Regions from separate parts of the Homo sapiens genome. Here region 2 is linked to region 1. Evidence: chromatin loops called from intact Hi-C (ENCODE). Cell type or tissue: ovary. All regions are shown on one strand. Links, peaks and the distances in the headings refer to the core of each region. The heading gives the core; the rest is flanking DNA.

Evidence for each region. Peaks named below come from ENCODE experiments on the same cell type or tissue, not always from the same donor. Only the 100,000 strongest peaks of a DNase experiment are listed, where the experiment ranks them.
Region 2: it touches region 1 in a loop (5-fold over the local background); 1 of 110 quality-filtered maps calls a loop at or near these places.

What each region holds. Positions count from the first base shown.
Region 1 is chr6:108,321,403-108,328,828 of GRCh38, reverse strand. It overlaps AFG1L (AFG1 like ATPase), which reads right to left. Exons shown (of 13, transcript NM_145315.5): 2 at 4,781-5,004. Among named protein-coding and RNA genes, the nearest start is that of AFG1L, 30 kb to the right of the region's middle. In ovary, for the core only: no CTCF peak of the experiment used is centred there; no DNase peak of the experiment used is centred there.
Region 2 is chr6:107,687,877-107,695,302 of GRCh38, reverse strand. No RefSeq gene overlaps it. Among named protein-coding and RNA genes, the nearest start is that of SCML4, 130 kb to the left of the region's middle. In ovary, for the core only: no CTCF peak of the experiment used is centred there; a DNase peak (open chromatin) is centred at 4,119; H3K4me3 peaks cover 733 bases; H3K27ac peaks cover 365 bases.

The sequences.
Region 1 (7,426 bases), core at 2,085-6,084:
TAAGAAGAGCCAAAGATTTTTTTAAAAACCACCATTGTTGAATTGGCAACCAAATAAGTTAATAGTTACAGGATACTTGTGATTGGATGGGATGTCACCAACTACTGTAAGATGGGTCCTGGGGATGCTATAGAGTAGGGAGGAGGGATAAAAGGAATATATTTCCAGGAGGCTGGGGCAGACAGATTGCTTGAGCTCAGGAGTTCAAGACCAGCCTGGACAACATGGCAAAACCCCATCTCTATTAAAAAAAAAAAATACAAAAAATTAGCTGGGTGTGGTGGCATGCACCTGTAGTCCCAGTTACTGGGGAGGCTGAGGTGTGAGGCTTGCTGGAGCCCGGGAGGTCGAGGCCGCAGTGAGCCATGATTGTGCCACTGCATTCCAGCTAGGCAATAGAGTGAGACCCTGTCTCAAAACAAAACAAAACAAAAGGAATATATTTCCAAAAGGAAGAGGACTAGAAAGGGAACAAGATGTAAAATTCAGGAAAGCAATTCAAGTCTCAGATAACCAAAATATCCAGTTGAGTACAACATGTTGTTTCCTGGCTAGGCCACATAACCAAATTGTTATTTTACTTGGATGCCCACCTGTATCACAAACTATATAATTACATAGTTTTATATGTTATAGTTTATATACTATATGCAAATATATCCCTATATATATATCACATATAACTAGATATGCAGTACATAAGCAGTCTATATTTTTCAAATTTTTTGGTTCTTTACTCAACTATAAACTGAGAAATATGGGGAAAAGAGGTTGGTCATCAAAAGAAATAATTCATCATTACCTATAACCATTGTGCTGGACTGGTCACTCATGGTGCCCACCACACTCACAGTCCACTTCTGAGAGCAACTGCCATGCTCACAGGAGCAGCCCTGCATGGGACCATAGGTAAGCCAATCTTTACGCTGGTTAACGGCCTCTAAGAAACCCAATGTGAAAGCTCTGCCCAAACAGGGATGAAGTCATTGGTTGGCCTATGAGATCCTTACTCAGGAATTTAAACTACAGACACACAGAGAGAATTAAGAAGTTGGTAGAGTGAACAGAAGTGGAAGCAGACATGAGAGAAAAGGAACAACAAAATAAGTGGGTGCTATGGTCTCAATGCTTGCATCACCCCAAAATTCATATGTTGAAGTTCTAACCCCCAAAGTGAGGCTCTTAGGAGGTAGGACCTTTGGAAGGTGATGAGGTCATGAGAGTGGGGCCCTCCTCAGTTGGATTAGTGCCCTTACAAAAGAGGCCTGAGGGAGCTCATTTGTCCCTTCAGCCATGTGAGGACACAGTGAAAAGACAGCTGTCCAAGAATAGTTAAGCAGGCCCTCATCAGACACTGAATTTGCCAGCACTTTGATCTTGGCCTTCCCAGCACCCAGAACTACAAGAAATCTTTTTCTGTTGTTTATAAGCTACCCAGTTTATGGTATTTTGTTATAGAAGCCCAAGTGGACGAAGACAATGAATGACATGAATGGCAGAGCACTGTAAGGCCTAGCTGTGTCATGGAGATGCCTTTCATTGCTATGTTCTTATATAATCTTATTCTAAATCTCCATTTCTTTCTGCAATCTAAATGAATCTCTATTTCTTTCAACTAATAGTGTTAACACAATGGGAAGACATTTTCTTTACATAAAAATAAAATTAATTATACTCTCAGGAGCTTTATTAAAAAGTAAAATTACTTTCATTCATTTTTTGTTTGTTTGTTTTTTATTTGTATTGTAGAGACAGGGTCTCCCTATATCGTCCAGGCTGATCTCAAACTTCTGGCTTCAAGCTATCCTTCCACCCTGGCCTCCCAAAGTGCTAGGATTATAGGTTCAGCCACCACACCTGGCCCTTATTCTTTTTTTTTTTGAGACGGAGTCTCACTGTCACCCAGGCTGGAGTGATCTTGGCTCACTGCAACCTCCGCCTCCTGGATTCAAGCGATTCTCCTGCCTCAGCCTCCTGAGCAGCTGAGATTACAGGCACCTGCCACCACGCCTGGCTAATTTTTGTATTTTTAGTAGAGACAGGGTTTCATCATGTTGGCCAGGCTGGTCTCAAACTCCTGACCTCAGGTGATCTGCCCACCTCGGCTTCCCAAAGTGCTGGGATTACAGGCGTGAGCCACTGCGTCTGGCCCCTCATTCATTTTTAAATAAAGTACTACTAATGGTTGTTCTATGGTGCCTTTCTTCTAAAGACGTTACAGTAAAAGCGTATTTGGCAGGGGGTGGGGAAAGTCAATTAAAGGAAAACTAGTTTCTTAGGTTGGACCATATTTTAACTCTTACTACTATTAATGTTTTCTCCAGAACTTAAAGATGAGACTATTGGCTTCTATATTAGATAAGGAACAGGAGTTTTCCTGTTGTCATAGAATTTCAACAAAAGCTCAAAGCTGATGACCAGGGAAAATAAGCTCCCACTCACGCTAAAGAAAGACATAGGCTGAGTGTGGTGACTCACACCAATTATCCCAGTGCTTTAGAGGCTGAGGCAGGAGGATTGCTTAAGACCAGAAGTTCAAGACCAGCCTGGCAACAGAGTAAGGTCCTGTCTCTACAAAAAAATTAAAAAATTAGTGGAGCATGGTGATGCATGCCTGTAGCCCTAGCCTACTCAGGGGGCTGCGGGAGGAGAATCACTTGGGCCCAGGACTTCAAGGCTACTAGTGAGCTATGATTGTGCTACTGCACCCCACCTGGGTGACAGAATGAGACAGTATCTCCAAAAAAAAATAGGCCAGGCACAGTGGCTCATGTCTGTAATCCCAGCACTTTGGGAGGCCGAAGCAGGGGGATCATTTGAGATCAGGAGTTCAAGACAAGCCCGGCCAGTATGGCAAAACCCCATCTCTACTAAAAATACAAAAATTAGCCAGGCATGGTGGCAGGTGCCTGTAATCCCAGCTATTTGGGAGGCAGGAGAATCGTTTGAACCTGGGAGGCGGAGGCTACAGTGAGCCAAGATATCACACTACTGCACTTCAGCCCGGGAGACAGAGTAACACTCTGTCTCAAATAAATAAATAGGTCAGGTGCAGTGGCTTATGCCTGTAATCCCAGCACTTTGGGAGGCCGAGGTGGGCGGATCACCTGAGGTCAGGAGTTCGAGACCAGCCTGACAAACATGGTGAAACCCCATCTCTACTAAAAGCACAAAAATTAGCTAGGTGTGGTGGTGTGTGCCTGTAATCCCAGCTACTCAGGAGGCTGAAGCAGGAGGACTGCTTGAACCTGGGAGGTGGAGGTTGCAGTGAGCCAAGATCACACCACTGCCCTCTAGCCTGGGCAATAGAGCAAAAATCCATCTATAAATAAATAAATAAATACACACTAGTCACATCCATGCAGGAATTAGGTTTAAAAAAAAAAAAAAGGCAAAACAGCCCTAAAACCAAAGTGAAACTGAAGAAAGTGATCAAGGTAGAAAGTTAGCTGGGTAGAGTGCCATGGTGTGCCCTTCAGATATCTCGTAACAAATACGAGGGGTTCCCAAGAGAAGCATCCAAAGAGATGAGGATTGAATATAAATTGAGATGGACATCGCTCTCCCCAGCTGGATGCTTGCCTAGGTAAGGAAATGCACAAGCAGCTGCCAGAGCAGAGTGTGGAAGAGTTCATGGGAGAACTTGATATAAGTCCCCAGGAGAAAGGGGTATGCATGACAAAGACAGAAACCAGTGCCTGCTTCTTGCTTGCAGAAGTCTGAGGACAGGAGGCTGACTGAGGCTGCCCATGCAGCAAGGGGTGGCGAAAGGAGATGTTATGTTTCCTGTGGCCTGCACGGACACCATAAAAGATGACCCAATAAGAAATGTCCCAGGCCAGGCACAGTGGCTCACACCTGTAATCCCAGCACTTTGGGTGGCCGAGACAGGTGGATCACTTGAGGTCAGGAGTTCAAGACCAGCCTGGCCAACATGGTGAAACCCCGTCTCTACTAAAAATACAAAAATTAGCTGAGTGTGGTGGTCCACGCTTGTTACCCAGTTACTTGGGAGGCTGAGGCAGGACGATCGCTTGAATCCAGGAGGCAAAGGTTGCCAGGAGCCAAGATATCGTGCCACTGCACTCCAGCCCAAGTGACAGAGCGAGACTCTGTCTCAAAAAAAAAAAAAAAAAGTCCTGAAAGGACCCCACCCAAGAAGGCTAAGGGCAAGAGCAAGGCGGTGTCGGCAGAATGCAGGGTTGTGAGTTGCTTCCCCAGAGTCATAAGAGGTTAGTCAAAGACTGGAGAAGTGTGGAGGTCCCCATGGGAGTCTTGAAGAACCCACCAATAAGACCCTCAACAAAGAGCTAGCACGTCAGCATCTACCATACAAAGGCCCCAGTAACTAACTGGTCACTTAAGGCTGCTGTTTCACTCTAATCTTTCATTCTTCTCATTCTGACCCTAGAGATGTCAGGCAAACAGAGAAAGAAGGAGGAAGAAAAGGGAAAGAACACATCACTCCTCCTTTTCCACTGCTGATCCCTGGATGAGGCCTGAGCTAGAGGAAAGGGAAAGCTTTAATTTCCATAGAAGTTTTTATTTAGACTGGACTGCATTTTTTAAATACCTAAATATGAAGCTATTCAAACCCCTGAAGGCAAAAGAAAGCTATGGAACATCAAAAGGCCAGGAATGGGGATCCAACAGAATTTGTGTAAAGGAACTGGTGAAAATTTTTCAAGATGTTTCATGATTGTGTCCTACTGCATTGCATCCATTTTAGAAAATGCTTACACTTTTAACTGTTTAATCTTTCATATCACACAAGCCTCACCTTTGAAAAAAGGCCTTCTGCCTCTATATTGTATCCTTTAAGGTCCTCGTGTAATTTCTGCAAACACTGTATGACTCTTCTTTGATGTTCATCATCCTTTAGCTCATGAGCTTTGATCAGAAAATCATAGTGGTCCAGAGGTCCATGGCAAACGGCCAAAGCTTTCAAATAAGTCTCTGAAGTGGCAGTTGGGGTCATGCTCTCGGATGTCTGAACCGTATAGGCTATAAACAAAAACATAAAATTTTAGACTTTCTTAAATACATTTTCACAGTGCTCTACACATTTCTTAAGGGTCAAATTCAAACTTTTAACTAGTTACAAGTATATCTATTGGAGCAGTTTTTGTAAATGTCATTTTGATAAAAATAATATAAAATACATTTTCAGCCAGGCATGGTGGCTCACGCCTGTAATTCCAGCACTTTGGGAGACCAAGGCAGGCAGATCACTTGAGGTCAGGAGTTCAAGATCATCCTGGCCAAATGGTGAAACCACATCTCTACTAAAAACACAAAAATTAGCTGGGCATGGTGGTGCATGCTTGTAATCCCAGCTACCTGGGGGGCTGAGGCACGAATTGCTTGAACCTGGGAGGCAGGGGATGAAGTGAGCAGAGATTGTGCCACTGTACTCCAGCCTGGGTGACAGAGTGACACTCGGTCTCAAAAAAAAAATAATTAAACAATGAATATATTTCTAATTGTTTTATTTTAACAAAAGGAAACAAACCCCAAACCCATAAACTATAATTGTAACCTCTCTTCCAGAAGGCCTATTCCTACTACAGCTTCTGCTTTGCTTCCAGTCCACTGAAGGAGACACTGGGGTTCCTCATCTCCTTCCCAAAGCAAGAGAGTTGCCTTTCTTTGAGTAAACCCTAATTCTGGTTCTTAAGCACCAAGACAAAGACGTGAAGACTAGTCCCAAGGGTTTTCCACTGTTCCTTAATTCTCTACTCAAAGACAACATAACATTCAGATATTACCACATCGATTTCAGCCCTCTGCTTCTGAGATCTTTTTCTGTTTTCCATAACCTTTACGGAGTTGGACATGGAATTGAGACACAGCAAGAGTGTCTGCTTCAAAGCAGGGTGGTGTTCTGATCCTATTTTTGGCCTCTCCTGGGAGAGAAATGATTGTGGCGAGGTCCAACCATAATTCCATTCCTTATGTGGGGCAGGTTTAATAAGCAGCTAACTCCTTCTCTACTGTTTAGAAGCAACAATAAACAGCAGCAACCTGGCACATTTTTCAGAACAAGATTTCCCAAAGGTACTCTGCCAGCATTTTATTCATTTCATTGAACATCATGTTTCCTTTGTCACAATAACATAAAAATTACTTTAGCAAAAAGAATTAACAATCACAATGTTAGGTCCATGTTTTCCCCAAAAGAGGGGGAAAAGTCCTTAAATATATCATGAATGTTGGAGATAGGGACGGCTGTCTTCCATTATTTGTTCCACCTTTCTAAATAGAAGTTTTAGCTGGATGCATGGCTGCCCAGACACATATTACATCTCCTGGCCTCTCTTGCAGTCAGGTATGGCCATGTGAGCAGGTTCTAACAATGGGATATGAGCAGAAACGTGTGTAGTTCTGACATACCCCATTAAAGGAAAAGGGCATATCCTCCTGGCTCCCTTTTCCTCCCTTCTCTCTAACTGGAGTGAAAGTGTAATGACTGCAGCTGGAAGAGGCAATGAGATGCACACAGAATGTTGAATGAAGCAGAGCAACAAGATACACAAAGCCTGGTTCTCCAACAATGCTGAGCTGCCAAACCAGCTTTGGATTGCCTACCTGGATTTTTATGTAAAAGAATAATAAACTTCCGGCCAGGCACAGTGGCTCACACCTGTAATCCTAGCACTTTGGGAGGCTGAGACAGGCAGATCACTTGAGCTCAGGAGTTCGAGACCAGCCTGGGCAACATAGTAGGACCTCATCTCTACTAAAAATAACAAATTTAAAAAAAATTTGTTTTTAATTAGCCAGGCTTAAAATTAGCATGTGCCTGTAGTCCCAGCTACTTGGGGAGGCTGAGGTAGGAGGACGGCTTAAGCCCAGGAGTTTGAGGCTGCAGTGAGCTATGACCTACACCACTGCACTCCAGCCCGGGCAACAGAGTGAGACTCTCTCTCCAAAAGAAATTAAAAGGGAGTAATAAACTTCTATCTTGCTTTTAAAGTAGTGTATAATTGGGGTCTCTGTTACAGAAGCCTAAGTTGTACCCTAACTGATATAGTTGCTTAAGGCCTGTAAAACAGAATCTAAGGGTATCCTGGAACACTAGGCCTCACAGTACCAGGATAAGGTTTGGGTTCAATGTTGAAGCTGGAGATGCAGGTTGAGAGTTCCTAAATGTTCCCGGCAATTTGAGATATTTGCCAGTGTGGCATAATAAGAAATATATTTGATCTTTGTCCCTGGTTCTTGGCACAGAGTTCCTAAAACCCTTGGAATTTCCTGAGTAATAGGAGTGTTTTCTGTTATTCATTGCATCACACCTGAGTTTATGTTAAGGAGGTGACTCTAGGGTGAGGCTGGTAGCCAGAAGGACCAAGTGGGTAGAAGGTTGGAACTTTCAGCCCCACGCACTGACCCCAGGAAGGTGGGGTTAGAGATTGAGCTCTGTAAA
Region 2 (7,426 bases), core at 1,727-5,726, 630 kb after region 1:
CAAGGGCTGATTCACTGCTGCCTGGAAGGCCCCTGTCACCTGGAGACCTGCTGCACTTCAGGGCAGCCAGCTCAGCTCCCACACTGGCTCAGGAGAGACTTTTTTTTTTTTTTTTTTTTTTTTTGAGACAGGGACTCACTCTGTCGCCCCGGCTGGAGTGCAGTGGTGCAAACACAGCTCCCTGTGGCTTCAACCTCCTGGGCTCAAGGAATCCTTGTGCCTCAGCCTCCCAAGTAGCTAGGACTATAGGTGCACACCACCACGCCTGGCTAAGCTGTGTATTTTTTGTAGAGACAAGGTTTCGCCATGTTGCCCAAGCTGGTCTTGAACTCCTGGTTTCCAGCAATCTGCCCTCCTCAGCTTCCCAGAGTGCTGGGATTACAGGTGCGAGACACTGCACTCGGCCTGGAGAGACTTATTACAGGAGGCCAGGGTTCTCTAAGAAGCTTACTCTGTCCCCCTGACCTTCCTATGACCACAAAGGGGCGGTCTGGTGCAGGGAAGAAATGTGAGATTTGATCAGAGTCCCCAGAGGAGTGTCCACCCAGGGTCATCTTGGGCCAGTCTCTCCTCTAGGGTCTCTGATATGGTTTAGAACTGTGTCCCCACTAAATCTTATGTTGAAATGTAATCCCCAGTGTAGGAGGTAGGCTCTGGTGGGAAGTGTTTGGGTCATGGGGGTGGATCCTTCATGAATGGATTAGCACCATCCCCTTAGCTATGAGTGAGTTCACACAAGATCTGATTGCTTAAAAGTGTGTGGCACCTCCCACCCTCTCTTGCTCCTGCTCCTGCCGTGTGATGTGCAAGCTCCCTCTTTATCTTCTGCCAAGAGTAGAAGCTCCCTGAGGCCTCCCCAGAAGCTGAGCAGATGTCAGCGCCATGCTTCTTGTACAGCCTGCAGAACAGTGAGCAAATTAGACCTGTTTTCTTCATAAATGACCCAGTCTTGGGTATTTCTTTATACCAATGCAAGAATGGTTAACACAGTCTCCTTCTTGGTCAGTAATCAGAGACAAAAGGGCCTCCCTTCTCTGTTAGTGAGAGGATTAAAATAAATTACAGTGCTTGTCAAAGGCCCTCAGACAGTGTCTGCAGAATCTGGAGTCCTACTGCAGGGGAGTCTACTCCTGTCGGTTGGTTGTGGCTCTAGTTTGAGGATCATGATTCCTTCTGGATTTTGATCCAACCCCAACCCTGACCTGCCAATTTCCTACCCAGAGGCCTCTACCCTGTCCTAATGCTTAGCAATGATCATTGGCAAAGGCAACGTGGTTCTCAATGAAAGCAATTCAGGGGGTTAAAGGAGGTAATCCTCCCATATCAGTGTCCTCTATGGCTGGGTGAGGCCAGCAAGGAAGGCCAGACTTAGGGAGTGTTGGGGTGCAGGCCTCCAAAGCCTTCTCTCATCATCTGCCCTTGGTTTGCTTACAACTTAACAGACTAAAAATTTTAATCTTGCTACTTGCCCCGCCTTGAACAAAACGATTTCCAAGCTCATATCCATCCTCTCTCCCCCAGCACGGGTCCACACTGAATGACCTCTCTCATACATCCAAGAAGTCTAAGTCTCTGAGCCAACACAAGAAAATACACCTACAAGTGCCCTCTCTCACCCAGATTTAAGGGTGCCTTCTCTGAGACTGCTCTCCTCCAATATTTAGACACAAGCTCTCAAAACCCAGCTTCTTTTACTAGTTTTTTCTCATTATAGTTGTACAAACAATAGTATCCTACCTATAAATGATCCAGGCAAGGAAGAAATCCTGACATAAATGTTATTTTTTCTGTCAAATCTGAACACCGATTTGGCCACCTGAACACCTGAACACTTTCAGGCCTAGAAAAGAAGGAGAGAAGCGGCTGGGCACGGTGGTTCACGCCTGTGATCCCAGCACTTTGGGAGGCCAAGGCGGGTGGATCATGAGGTCAAGAGATCGAGACCATCCTGGCCAGCATGGTGAAACCCTGTCTTCTACTAAGGATACAAAAATTACCTGGGTGCGGTGGCAGACACCTGTAGTCCCAGCTACTCGGGAGGCTGAGGCAGGAGAATTGCTTGAACCCAGGAGGCATAGGTTGCAGTGAGCTGAGATCGTGCCACTGCACTCCAGCCTGTGGGACAGAGTAAGACTCCATCTCAAAAAAAAAAAAAAAAAGAAAAAAAGAAAAGAAGGAGGGAAGCATCTTGCCTTGGGAAAACAGTCGTGCCGTGTGGATGGTTAGACATCATGAAGAGACGGGATCAGCATGAGGCTCAAAGCTGATGTACAGGTGTGTGCACATGGGAATGTGCCTATGCACGCGCACTGCCCCCCTCACTCCCTGTTTCTCACAAGCCAGAAGACAGACTGGACCGGAAGCCACAAGCCCAGATTTAATCCTGGCTTTCCCACTGACAAGATGAGGGCTTTGGGCAAGTCAGTTCACCTTTCCAGACCCCAGGGAGTTGGACTAGACAAGGTCCATGTTCCGCAGCCCCACCCTGGCCTGCTCTGATAGCCCCTGGGTCTATGACTTAGCTGCAGAACAGGCCGTTTATGACTAGACTCATGACCTTGAGAGTCCTGAGCTGGTGGGACTCACTGGGGCTCTGTGGGGAAGAGAGGAATTACAGGAGATATATAGCTAAGACCAAGATGATCTACCTCAGGGGTCTCTCTCCTGATTATCTAAGTAGTAAAGTATTTCTTAAGACCGGAATGGAGTTGATTTTCTTAGGCAAGTTACGGGAAAAGAAAATTTCCCACATACTATGTGAATCACTGTGAAAGAGATATTGCTCCATTCTAGAAATTTAAAGTGCCATCACATATGTTGAGCATGGCCGGATCCTGCCTTCTGATCTCTGACTAAGAACTTCCATTCATTCTAGTGCTCAATGAACTCACACAGTTTCCCATTACCCCTTTCATTAAAAAATCATTTTTTAAGTAGAATTGCTTTTCTCCTTGAACTCTTCACCAAGGTTGATTCGACATCCATCTAGGAGTGGCTCCTAACTTATTGTTAGCCTATTAGTGGAAGCAATAAAAAATACTGAAAGGTGAAGGTTATTTAAATGAGAAATATCTCTGTAAAATCCCCACAGGGTTGGTGGGATGGAGAAGTGGTTCTGACAGTAGCTCTGTTGCCGGTTTCAGACTATCAGGTTTGGCAACAATGTTTTGTTAGCAGCAGTTAATCAGCGAATCCCGTTACTTAATAAGGTTATCACTCTGAGCAAAAGCTGCAAATTACACGTTCTTTCTCTCCAGGCTGAAGACAACATCCTTAACATTTTACATTTATAAGTAATATCTCGTTAGCAGAAACAGGGTAAACAGAAGCACATGGAATATGTCTTTTGTGTGTAATTCAGGATGATATTTTTATTCAGAAATTTCAAAGTCATGTAAACCTGCCCCCCTGCCAAACTCCTCCATTATTTGGTGCTGGTTTGGACTGTGTATCCTAAAGAGGTAGGAAAACACACCTTTTTTCATCATCAGCTGCAGAAGACACCCTGTCATGGCCACCAAGAGTAAATTCACAGGCTTGTAAAAGCCTAACTCAAGTACTGCCAACCGCAGGTGGCTCTGCTCATCAGCCTTGTCCAGTGATTTAGTGATGGGGGGAGGGCCCTTCTCTGTTAACAAAACCATCTCCATTAACCCCTGTGACTCTCACTTGCCACTTCAGCACGGAATAGTCTATGAATTCTGTCTCCCCACTCTCTCACCCCTCCCTTTTCCACCCCTTGACTCATGCTTGAGTTTGAATTCCATAGCATCAGTGGCCAAATTTCTTCTGTGTGAGTTTATGCATATCCACATATCCCTTTCCCCGTGGGGCCCAGGAACCTCCGAGAAGTCTCAGGTTGTGCTGAACTCATTGGCGTCAGCCTTGACCTCCCAACCAAGATGGCACCATTGTCCCATGTGGCATAATGGTGAGAGTGTCTTGCAGCTGACAGGAAGTGCTGTGGGAGCTCCTTGCTGTCGGTGGAGGCGGGGAGGGGGGAGGGGCAAGGGAAGCTGCTCCCTTGGTGAAAAATACAGGAGAGGAGGTTCTTGGACAAAGGCCTCTGGGAACCAGGAGGGTATGCAAGGGAGGCTTTCTAGACGGCATCACCTCCAGAGGGGCGGGGCTGTGTGTGAGCACATCCCCTGCACTCGCAGCTGCGTGACCCTGCAGACCTGCTCTTCCATCTCCATCGTCTCTCCAGTTCAGCAGTTGTTGCCTTTATTTTTTCTTTTTGGCTCAGAAAGCTGCAGAGGGGAGGAACTTGAGGGTTTTGTCTTTTTTTTTTTCTGGCATGTTTTCTGTGTGCATGTACTGTCTCTACCTCATTCCAGTTGTTGATGACATTTTCCTTCCCGCCCTTTCTCTCCCCTCACCCCACCCCTCCCATGCATTCTCCAGTCCGTAGCATTTTTTAGAGCTGCATATAATTTCCCCAGGGAGAGACTCTGTGTTTTCTGGCTGACTTATTCTTTATATATTCCCAGTCAAACACTTTTCCCCTTTCGGTTGCACCTCTGCATCCTTCCTCCACTTGGCTCTTGAAGCGTTTTTTTCTTGGTGTTTTATTTCCTCCTCTTGCCTCCTCCACTCCCGCCCCCAGTGAGAACATCTCTGTGCATGTCTTACAGCCTTACGTTTTCCACCAAAAAACACATTTCCAAGGGGCCTTAGTGACTTGTGAAAATTCCTTCCAAACCTGTCTCCTGGAAACAGGATGGCAGATGAAAGATTTCTTCATTAAAATTAGACACTTTAAAGAGGCATCCAGTAAAAGCTCTGAAAATCCCAAGTGGGCCTTTGTCTGCATCGTGCTGGTGTAGAAGCTAGCGGGGAGGCCAGGGCTTCGGGGAAGGGCCGGGACAAAGGGCTCCGGGGTTCCATTAACCCATTTGATGACAAAGAATCTCTCCCGCGGGTGGGGAGCTTTGAGCCCGATGGGTTGTGCACTGGCTTTCTACCCCGTAGCTCACACTACCATTGCTGTTTGCAACAGCTCATGTTGAGGTGCCTGGAGGTCCTCATGACCTGCCCTTTTTGGAGAAAGAATATGATTTACGACTTGAAAAGCTGGTCAAGGCTCTGGACCTCATTCCAAGCTGTGATTTCTCATTTGGGCTTCTAATGTTTGATTATGCAGCTGGGCGGTGTCCTCTCTAAAAAGCAGCTTTTGTGACATTAGCTAGCTCCCCGCTAGGGGTTTTAACTGGACCAGCAGAGTGCAATCAGAGCTTGCAGGAAAATCCTGGGCAGGGCCTTAGGAAACTCAGGGCCTGGGAAAGTGGTTTTCCAACTCTGGCTGAAAGTATGAGAGAAGGAAGACCAAGGCCGCATCCTCCTGGGAGCCAGGCCAGGCACTGGGTGCTTCAGGCACAACATCTGACTGATTTCTCGATTACCCTGCACTGTGGGCACCTGACGGGGAAGGTGAGTGCATGAGGATGGCTCAGACATCCCCGAGGGGCTGGCAGGAGCTCCTGTGTGGAGGCCTGGGTGCCTCCATGAGGACAGAGGCTGGGCGTTGAGAGGACCCGATTCTCCTTAGTGTGGTTGATGAGAATCGTGGGAAGACCAACCCCATTTCCACTGGGTTTGGGTCCTCAAAGAAGAGGCCACCATGGCCCCTCCAACCTCAGACTGAGCAATTCCAGGCTCTGCTCCTCCTGACTCGCAGGTGACAGTCCTACCAGACGCTCTCAGGTGTTTCTGCGCTGTCACAGCTGAGAGCCACTGAATGAGAAAGCACACCTGGCCCGATGGCCTTCAAGAATTGCACCCAACAGAGGGAAAGACTGTTCTGAAACCACGTGAGACCTCAGCCTCCCACCCTCACCCATTTTTGGAGGTTTCTGCTGAGTAACTTCACAAACTGGGCCTCTGTTTCCTCATCTGTAAAACAAAGGCATTGAATGAGGCCTGGCTTTTGAAACTGTGTTCTGAGGGGCCCTGAGGGTTGCGGGGACAGACCAGCCCTCAGCCTCCTGCTCCCTCTCATCTAGAACTGCTCCACTTTGATCTACTTCATATGTTGGAGTGTATGATTGTGTTTGAAGAAAGGAATCCACTGTTGTAAAAATTGTCTTGGAAGCCAGTGGTTTCTGGGGGCCCTTTCAGATCTGTTGTTCTGTCCTCCCAATAATCTCATATCACCTGCAGGTGATGAATCATTATCATCATGGTCATCGTCATCATGATCATCACCGGCTAAACTTGTTTTATTATCCAGAGAGTACAGGCAAGATGAGTGTAGAATTACCTAGACACAGCCAGGTGCAGTGGCTCACTCCTGTAATCCCAGCACTTTGGGAGGCTGAGGTGGGCGGATCATGAGGTCAAGAGTTCGAGACCAGCCTGGCCAACATAGTGAAACCCCATCTCTACTAAAAATTAAAAAATTAGCTGGGCGTGATGGCAGGTGCCTGTAGTCCCAGCTACTTGGGAGGCTGTGGCAGGAGAATCGCTTGAATCCGTGAGGTGGAGGTTGCAGTGAGCCGAGACCGCACCACTGCACTCCAGCCTGGGTGACAAAGTGAGACTCCATCTCAAAAAAAAAAACAAAAAAAGAATTATCTGGACACTCCTGCCCTTGTTTCAAACTGGCAGGGCACAGAATAAATATATTATCATTTCCTCTTATTCCCCAGCAAGAGGAAGAACTTTCAAGCTCTGTGCAAAACCCCAAAAAATCTGTTTCTTATTGATCACCTCCACAAAAGGTCTTAAGACTCCCTGAGATGGGTGGGCTATTAGTAGCCCAGACTTGGCCAATTTTACCTTTCACTTTCACTGTTATCCATAGAAAGTAAATTGATTTTACAGGGCAGCCCTCAGAGCCCACAAAGAACTGACTTGTCCCTGAACAATTAAAAAGTATGGGCAGGGCTCAGTGGCTCACGGCTGTAATCCCAGCACTTTGGGAGGCCAAGGCGGGCGGATCACGAGGTCAGGAGATCGAGACCATCCTGGCTAACACGGTGAAACCCTGTCTCTACTAAAAATACAAAAAATTAGCCAGGCGTGGTGGCAGGCACCTGTAGTCCCAGCTACTAGGGAGGCTGAGGCAGGAGAATGGCGTGAACCCAGGAGGCGGAGCTTGCAGTGAGCTGAGATTGCGCCACTGCACTCCAGCCTGGGTGATAGAGCGAGCCTCCGTCTCAAAAAAAAAGTATGGAGGGCAGCCAAAGTAGAAGGAAAATAATGGTGAATGATGGCATTCGTATTCCAGAAAATTGAATATATTTATAAGAGTGAGGAGGTTCCAAATGGTCACTAAAAAGCTGATCACTTTCATTAAGAAACAAGCCCTACCAAGAGAATCCTGAGAGAAGGAACTTTGTAGCCAGGGAGACCAGTGTTCAGACTCTATTTTCTCTTCCAAGCCCCATGACTTTGGGCAAGCGACATCCTCTCTAAGCCTTAGCTT